3 separate regions of the Homo sapiens genome follow, and all the other regions are linked to region 2. A link is an interaction called in ENCODE POLR2A ChIA-PET data of the cell type or tissue named here. Cell type or tissue: MCF 10A. All regions are shown on one strand. Region 1 has its middle 3.9 kb from the start of LGALS7B. Region 2 overlaps RYR1 (ryanodine receptor 1). Region 3 overlaps ACTN4 (actinin alpha 4).

Region 1 (2,500 bases), 210 kb after region 2:
GAGGCGGGCTCTGAGCCTGCCTGTGCTTAGGACACTTTCTGTCTGCGAAGGCGTGAGGGTCGCGATCTGGGAAGGAGTGGGTGTGGGGCGTGCCCTGACGCAGCATTTGTGCAAAGCAAGCCAGCTGGGAATGCGGTCGGGCGGACCTGCTGGCGTTTGGGGCGCAGAGGCGCTCACCGCAGGTCCTGGTGCCCCCACTGCAGATCTAAGGGGCGCCAACATGGGTCCATCTGCAAAGGGGGCGAATGAGTCCCACCTTTCTGGTCATTTGTGGGCCCCAATCCTACGGGTGGAAAGCGTGTTATAAGATCCCGGGTCCCTGGGTCCCGTATCCCCCTGCAGCTCATCTCTCCCACCCTCTTCTCTCCTGGCCTCCCGCCCCTAGAGACGTCCCAGGTGGGGCTGGGAAGCCCGACGGGCGTCTCCGGGCTCCCGCTGTTCCCCGAGTCGGGACAGGTACCCGCCTGCGCACCCTCGGGGCAGACGCGATGGCAGCGGCCCCGGCTCTGCGGAACAGCTGGGAGGACTCGAAGGACGGCGTGGGTTTTCCCTGGCGCAGCGAGCCCCATTCCCACGCGCCCTCCGCTCTCCCCGACGGCCCGGACCCCGGTCCTAGCCCTGGTCACTGTGACGGGAGGGGAAGCGGACGCCAAGTGCAGCCCCGGCCCCAGTGTGACTTTCAGGGTTCAGGGCGTCGCTGGGGCTTCCCTTAATGGCGGGGTTGGGGTGGGAGAGGCTGGGAGCACTGTGCGCCTCGAGCCCCCACCCTCGGCGAGGCACCCTGCAGCGGTCGCGGGTCTCTCAACCGGGGACCGAGGAGCCAGGCCAGGGCTGCGATCGGAAGCTGCACGTGGGTGTTCAGGGCCGGCTGTTCCGGAACCTTAGTGCAGAGCCACATCTTGGTGGGCGCGCCAGGCCTTGGGTCTCGATCCCCGCCCTTGAGCCTCCGACCCCCTGGCGTCCGCCTTCCGCATTGCTGCCTGGACCAAGGCGGATGCAGGAAGCTGGGGTGGTTCCTGGCCTGGCCTGAATCTGATTCTGGAGTCAGGTGGGGACGCCAGGTTCGCTGCAGGTCCCAGGCGCATTCAGGACCCGGGGTTTTAGGCCCCTGCGACCTTCGGTCTGGGCGGTCCCTTCCCGTGTCCGGCCCTGGAGTGGGTGGGCGGTGGCCAGGAGCGAGCCCAGCTCTGGTGAGGAGGCCTGTGAGAGGCCGGTTTCTCCCAGTCCTCCGGGGCTCCTGCTTGAATGAGTTCGCTCTTATTTCATTTGGCTGTGTCGAGTGTTTTTAAAATATCAGTTTTTTCATAAAGATAATATATGCATCTGGTATACATTTCAAAACATACAGTGAAATGAACACACATTATTGGCACAAGTGGTGAATGTGGTTGGGTCTTCGGATTAGACAGTAGCGATCCAGCCGTGTTAATGTCCTGAATTTCACCGTTGACTGACAGTGTACATGTGGGAACTTGTCCCTGTTTGTGGAAAATAGAGTTAGGTATTTGGTGGTGCAGCATGTTTGCGACTTATTCTCAAATGGTTCTGAGGCAGGAAAATAGGGTCTGGAGGCAGGGAACATAAGGCTGATTCACACTTCAGCTATGACAGGAAACATCCTCTCCATTTACATAGGGCGTACAGCAAGTAACCAATGGAAACCTCTAGAAGGTATTTAAATGCCAAAAAATTATGTAACCCAGCCCTTGAGCCCCTATGCTCCGCCGCACCCACACTGTGGGGTGTATTTTTATTTTCAATAAATCTCTGCCTTTGTTGCTTCATTATTTCCTTGCTTTGTGCGTTTTGCCCAATTCTTCATTCAAGAGACCAAGCACCTGGACACCCTCCATCGGTAACAGTTCATCAAAAATTTTTAAATAAAAAATTTTTTTTGTTGAGGCAGGGTCTTGCTCTGTTGCCCAGGCTGAGTGGAGTTGTGGATAAGGGCTTACTGCAGCCTCAACCTCCCAGGCTGAAGCCATCCTCCCACCTCAGCCCCCCAAGTAGCTGAGACTACAGGCACGTGCCATGGTGCCAGGCTAATTTTTTTGGGGGGGGCGGGTGTTTGTAGAGCCAGGGTCTTGCTATGTTGCCCAGGCTGGTCTTGAACTCCTGGACTCAAACTCCTGAGCTCAAGCGATCCTCCCACCGAGGCTTCCCAGAGTGCTGGGATTACAGGTGTGAGCCATGGTGCCCAACCTAAATCCTTCTTTATTAAGTTTGTCTTCAAAGAAATTTAGAATTTATGATTCAGCTTCCCTTCTCTCCTCCCCATCCTCCTGGATCTTTCTGTAACAGCTCTATTGACATATAACTCATATGCTATACAAGTCACCCATTCAAAGTATACAAGTCAATGTTTTTCAGTATATTCACAAGGTTGTGCATCCATCAACACAATCTAATTTTAGAACATTTTTATCATCTCAAAAGACCTTGGCTCACAGATGTAATCCCAGCACTTTGGGAGCCTGAAGCGGAAGGATTGATTGAGCCC
Region 2 (2,500 bases):
AACGTGAGCAGGGGCCCACAGACTGGGGAGGGACTCTGCAGGGGTGGGGCGTTAGGAGGGTTCCCAACGTCGGGTGTTCCTGACCAAAGAATGACTCCTGGGACCCTGAGTGGCTGTGACCCTAGGGTATCTTCTTATCCACACAAGGCTCCTTATCCCCCTAGACATCTTATTAGTATTATTATTACTATTTTTTTTTAAATAGCTGGGATTGGGTGTGGTGGCTCACGCCTGTACTCCCAACACTTTGAGAAGCCAAGGCTGGTGGATCACTGGAGCCCAGAGTTTGAGACCAGCCTGGGCAATATAGTGAGATCCTCTCTCTACAGAAAATTTAAAAATTAGCTGGGGCTGGGCGTGCTGGCTTACGCCTGTAGTCCCAGCACTTTGGGAGGCCGAGGCAGGCAGATCACTTGAGGTCAGGAGTTCAAGACAAACCTGGCACTGGGCATGGCAGCAGGTGCCTGTAATCCCAGCTACTCAGGAGGCTGAGGCAGGAGAATGGCTTGAATCCAGGAGGTGGAGGCTGCAGTGAGCCAAGATCGCACCACTGCACTCCAGCCTGGGCGACAGAATGAGAATCCATCTCAACAACAACAACAACAAAAACACAAAAAATTAGCCAGGCAGACAGGCACAGTGGCTCAGGCCTATAATCCCAGCACTTTGGGAGGCGGAGGCAGAGGTTTGCTTGAGCTCAAACGTTTAAGACCAGCTTGGGCAACTTTTGTAGAGACGGTGAAACCCTGTCTCTACAAACAATACAAAAATTAGCCAGGCGTGGTGGTGCACACCTGTAGTCCCAGCCACTCAACAAGCTGCGGTGGGAGGATGGCTTGAGCCCAGGAGGCAGAGGTTTCAGTGAGCTGCATGTGCACCACTGCACTCCAGCGTGGATAACAGAGCGAGACCCTGTCTCTAACAAAAAACAGAGAGTGGCCAGGTGCGGTGGCTCAGGCCTGTAATCCCAGCACTTTGGGTTGGGAGGCCGAGGTGGGTGGATCACTTGAGGCCAGGAGTTAGAGACCAGCCTGGCCATCATGGTGAAACCCATCTCTACTAAAAATACAAAAATTAGCTGGGTGTGGTGACCCACGCCTGTGGTCCCAGCTACTTTGGAGGCTAAGGCAGGAGAATCGCTTGAACCCGGGAGGCGGAGGTTGCAGTGAGCTGAGATTGCAACACTGCACTCCAGCCTGGGCAACAGACTAAGACTCCATCTCAAAAAAAAAAAAAAAAAAATTAGCTGGGTGTGGTTACCCACACCTGTGGTCTCAGCTACTTGGCAGGCTTAGCCTCCTTCACTTGAACCTGAGAGGCGGAGGTTGCAGTGAGCTGAGATTGCGCCATAGCATTCCAGCCTGGGTGACAAGTGTGAAACTCCATCTCAAAAAAAAAAAAAAAAAAAGACAGAGGAAGAGATGATGGAGTCTCGCTATGTTGCCCAGACTGGTCTTCAACTCCTGACCTCAAGTGATGCTCCTGCCTCAGCCCCCCAAAGCACTGGGGATACAGGCATGAGCCACCACACCCGGCCCAGAACATCCTTTGGCTCCCTCAGTGTGCCCTTAGATTGCCAGATTATTTCCTTCTGGAGGGGGCTCTCATCTCCCCGCAGGATGCCTTCTCACCCGGAATGCCCTGATCCTCCATGTACTCCCCAAACAGAGCTGGCACCCGACCCCCAGGGCACAGCTGACTCTCGAGTGGCCCCTACCCTCCAGAGTGCTCCTCGTGTGTCCCTGCCTTCCCCCTGACCCCTGGCCCTGTGTGCCCACAGTCCTTCCTGTACCTGGGCTGGTATATGGTGATGTCCCTCTTGGGACACTACAACAACTTCTTCTTTGCTGCCCATCTCCTGGACATCGCCATGGGGGTCAAGACGCTGCGCACCATCCTGTCCTCTGTCACCCACAATGGGAAACAGGTGTGGGGAGGACCTGGCTGTGGGGCGTGGGCCAGCAGGGACCAGCGTGGCAGTGGGTGGTGAAGGGATAAGGGCCGGGCAGCTGGGCTGAGGAGGGGCAAGGCCAGGTGCGCTGAGCCGGGGGTGTGTGGGGCAGCAAGGTAGAGCCACAGGGACTGAACCGGGGCCAGGACCCAGCATGGGCAGGGTGGGGGGAGGGCAAGCCCAGGGCGGAGCTGACCTGGCCCCATCCTGCCCCCAGCTGGTGATGACCGTGGGCCTTCTGGCGGTGGTCGTCTACCTGTACACCGTGGTGGCCTTCAACTTCTTCCGCAAGTTCTACAACAAGAGCGAGGATGAGGATGAACCTGACATGAAGTGTGATGACATGATGACGGTGAGCCCCTCCCCTAGCACTCTGGGACCCTTCCTTCTCGCATCTGTTGAAGGAGTTAATAATGGTACCTCCAGGCCGGGCGTGGTGCCTCCAGCCTGCAATCCCAGTGCGTCGGGAGGCCGAGGCGGGACGATTACTTGAGTCCAGGAGTTGGAAACCAGCCTGGGCAACAAAGCAAAAATCCTGTCTCTATAAAA
Region 3 (2,500 bases), 120 kb after region 2:
TAAAAAAATCACAACCCAAAAATTCAGTCAGGCCCTGAGATTTTCTGTCCTTGCATGGGTCTTTCCTCCAGGCTCTGTTCCAGCCTTCTGCTTCTCACAGCTGCATTTATTTTGCTCAAATGCTAGTCTGTAAATACAGAAGGGGTTAGAGGAGAGACCCATGTCAGTCATCAGTTTTCATTTGGAGAAAAACTTGGTCTAAAAATGTTCTCTGTTCATGCCCAAATTGGTTCACTCCCAATCCCTGTGACTGTGGGGCCTTGGAACAAAGCCTAATGGAGGCGTTCCTGGGGCTCAAGGCACCTGAGAACCCCGCCCCACCCTGTCCCCCTGTCCTTCCACATGATTGGGCATTCGCGGGAGCATTGGCTTCCCGTGGGGGTGATGAGAGGGGCCGGAGGCACAGCTGCAGGTCAGAGAAGCAGCTGGTGGATGTGTCATGAGAAACGCCATCCTCCTCTCCTCACCGGAACTCCATAAGCCCTCCGTTACCAGCTGCACCTGTACTTGCTGAGCCGGGGAGCTGCGGCCTTGCCCAGCTCTGCAGGCCCGGCCCTCAGGAGGTGCACAGAATAGATTTCCTGAGGCTCGAGCTGCCTCGCTGCACTAAGGGGCAGGTGGTGCTGCTCAGTTTCTGGGTCTGGGGCTCTGAACCCTAGGACAGGGTGGACACTGGGTCCCTCCCCTGTCTCTGGGCAGCAGAATGAGCATATTTCCTCCTCTCAAAACCCGAAAGCTGTGGCTCATGGACACCCCCTTCCTCTGGGTGTGTCCCCGGGGGAAGGTGAGCCCCATCTTCTCTGTGACCTCTCCACCTGCTTCCAAGCAAGCCTGCCCTGGAGTATTCTGCTCAGAGGTCAGTGAGCAGGGTCTCCTGTGGTGTCCTGGGCCTCCAGCTCTGCAGTTAGCTTTGGAACTCACCCCTGTGCCCAGCCCTTCCCCGAGAGTGCTTGCAGCAGTGGCGCCCCTCTGTCTTCTTTGGAAGCCACTCCATCATGCCCCTTGCATATGGCGTGTTGACAAGTTGGGAGGACTGCCCTAGGCACGGCTGGCTGATGGACTCTGGGATGAGGCACTGCCTTCTCTCACCCAGCCGCAGACACACAGCTGTCCTGGGCCTTGCAGAGATGATTTTTCTCTTAAGTTACTGAGGCTGAAGAAGGTGTGGTCCAAGCCCTTCTTTTGAGAAGTTTCAGCAATTTTTTTTTTTTTTTTTTTGAGATGGAATCTCACTCTTGTCACCTAGGCTGGAGTGCAATGGTGCAATCTCAGCTCACTGCAACCTCTGCCTCCCGGGCTCAAGCAATTCTCCTGCCTCAGCCTCCAGAGTAGCTGGGATTACAAGCACCCGCCACCACGCCAGGCTAATTTTGTGTTTTTAGTAGAGACGGGGCTTCACCATCTTGGCCGGGCTGGTCTCGAACTCCTGACCTCAGGCGATCCACACCTGCCTCAGCCTCCCAAATTGCTGGGACTAAACAGGCGTGAGCCACCACAGCCGGCCGCAAATGTTTGTTTTTAGGTTAGTTCAGAAAGCGTGCAGTCTGGCCTCAGGCCCGTGCTCTCCCCTTCCTGACAACACAGCAGCCATGCTTGTTCCTCACTGGCCTTCCAGGCACTGGATCCAGTGGTGGTCAGAGCAGCCCCGCCCTCACGAGGGCAGGCAGACAGTGAACAAGTAAACAGCCCGACCAACATGTGATTTCACTAGTGATGCCTTGGGGCAGCACAGGGGCCAGGGAGAGGAACTGGGTGGCGGGTTGGGGAGCTCCTTGGGACGGGCAGTCAGGGAAGCCACCACGAGAGGTGACACAAGCAGAAGCTTACACGATGAGAAGGACCAGCCAGTTGAGGGTCGCAGGCTAGGGGCGTGCTTTGTGAGTGGACAGAGCGTATCAAAGCAAGAAAGAGCCTGGCTTGCCCAGAGGATGCAGCTAGAGAATTCCAGCAGGATGGCAGGGCCTGGGCCTTCAGGGCAAGCCCTTTCCCTGTGGGCCAGGCATGGTGGCTCACACCTGCAATCCCAGCACTTTGGGAGGCCAAGGCAGGAAGATCACTTGAGCAGGAGTTTGAGACCAGCTTGGGTAACATAATAAGACCCAGCCTCTACAAAAAGTTTAAAAACTAGCAAGATGTTGTGGCATGCGTCTGTGGTCCCAGCTACTCGGGAGACTGAGGCAGAAGGATTGCTTGAGCCCAGGCAGTCAAGGCTGCAGTGAGCTATGACTACACCATTGCACTCCAGCCAGCCAGACCCTGTCTCAAAAGAAGGAAACCAACCATGCTCGCTGCTGTGTCGATGTGGATTATGGGCGGGAAGGGTACATAGGAGGCAGCCGCATTGAGCTCTGGAGATGACAGTGGCTTGGTGGAGAGTGTCGGCAGTAGGATTGGAAGGAAGTGGACAGATTCACAATAAACAATAATGTAGTGCACATTTGCTGACTGCGAGATGAAAAAGACCACCTTTGCCCTGAGAGTGGGGGCCCGGGGTGCCCCC

The links. Peaks named below come from ENCODE experiments on the same cell type or tissue, not always from the same donor. Only the 100,000 strongest peaks of a DNase experiment are listed, where the experiment ranks them.
Region 1: POLR2A ChIA-PET joins it to region 2 with 5 read pairs; 1 of 35 experiments calls an interaction of 5 or more read pairs at or near these places.
Region 3: POLR2A ChIA-PET joins it to region 2 with 7 read pairs; 3 of 35 experiments call an interaction of 5 or more read pairs at or near these places.

The regions. Positions count from the first base shown.
Region 1 is chr19:38,791,845-38,794,344 of GRCh38, forward strand. No RefSeq gene overlaps it. Among named protein-coding and RNA genes, the nearest start is that of LGALS7B, 3.9 kb to the left of the region's middle. RefSeq lists an enhancer at 587-1,286. In MCF 10A, no CTCF peak of the experiment used is centred here; a DNase peak (open chromatin) is centred at 1,547.
Region 2 is chr19:38,578,202-38,580,701 of GRCh38, forward strand. It overlaps RYR1 (ryanodine receptor 1), which reads left to right. Exons shown (of 106, transcript NM_000540.3): 99 at 1-3; 100 at 1,781-1,927; 101 at 2,169-2,303. Among named protein-coding and RNA genes, the nearest start is that of MAP4K1-AS1, 17 kb to the right of the region's middle. RefSeq lists an enhancer at 1,350-1,851. In MCF 10A, no CTCF peak of the experiment used is centred here; a DNase peak (open chromatin) is centred at 1,310.
Region 3 is chr19:38,702,038-38,704,537 of GRCh38, forward strand. The region is part of intron 3 of ACTN4 (actinin alpha 4); the gene reads left to right. It overlaps LOC107985291 (a long non-coding RNA gene), which reads right to left. Exons shown (of 2, transcript XR_001753937.2): 2 at 1-127. Among named protein-coding and RNA genes, the nearest start is that of CAPN12, 41 kb to the right of the region's middle. RefSeq lists an enhancer at 468-968. In MCF 10A, no CTCF peak of the experiment used is centred here; no DNase peak of the experiment used is centred here.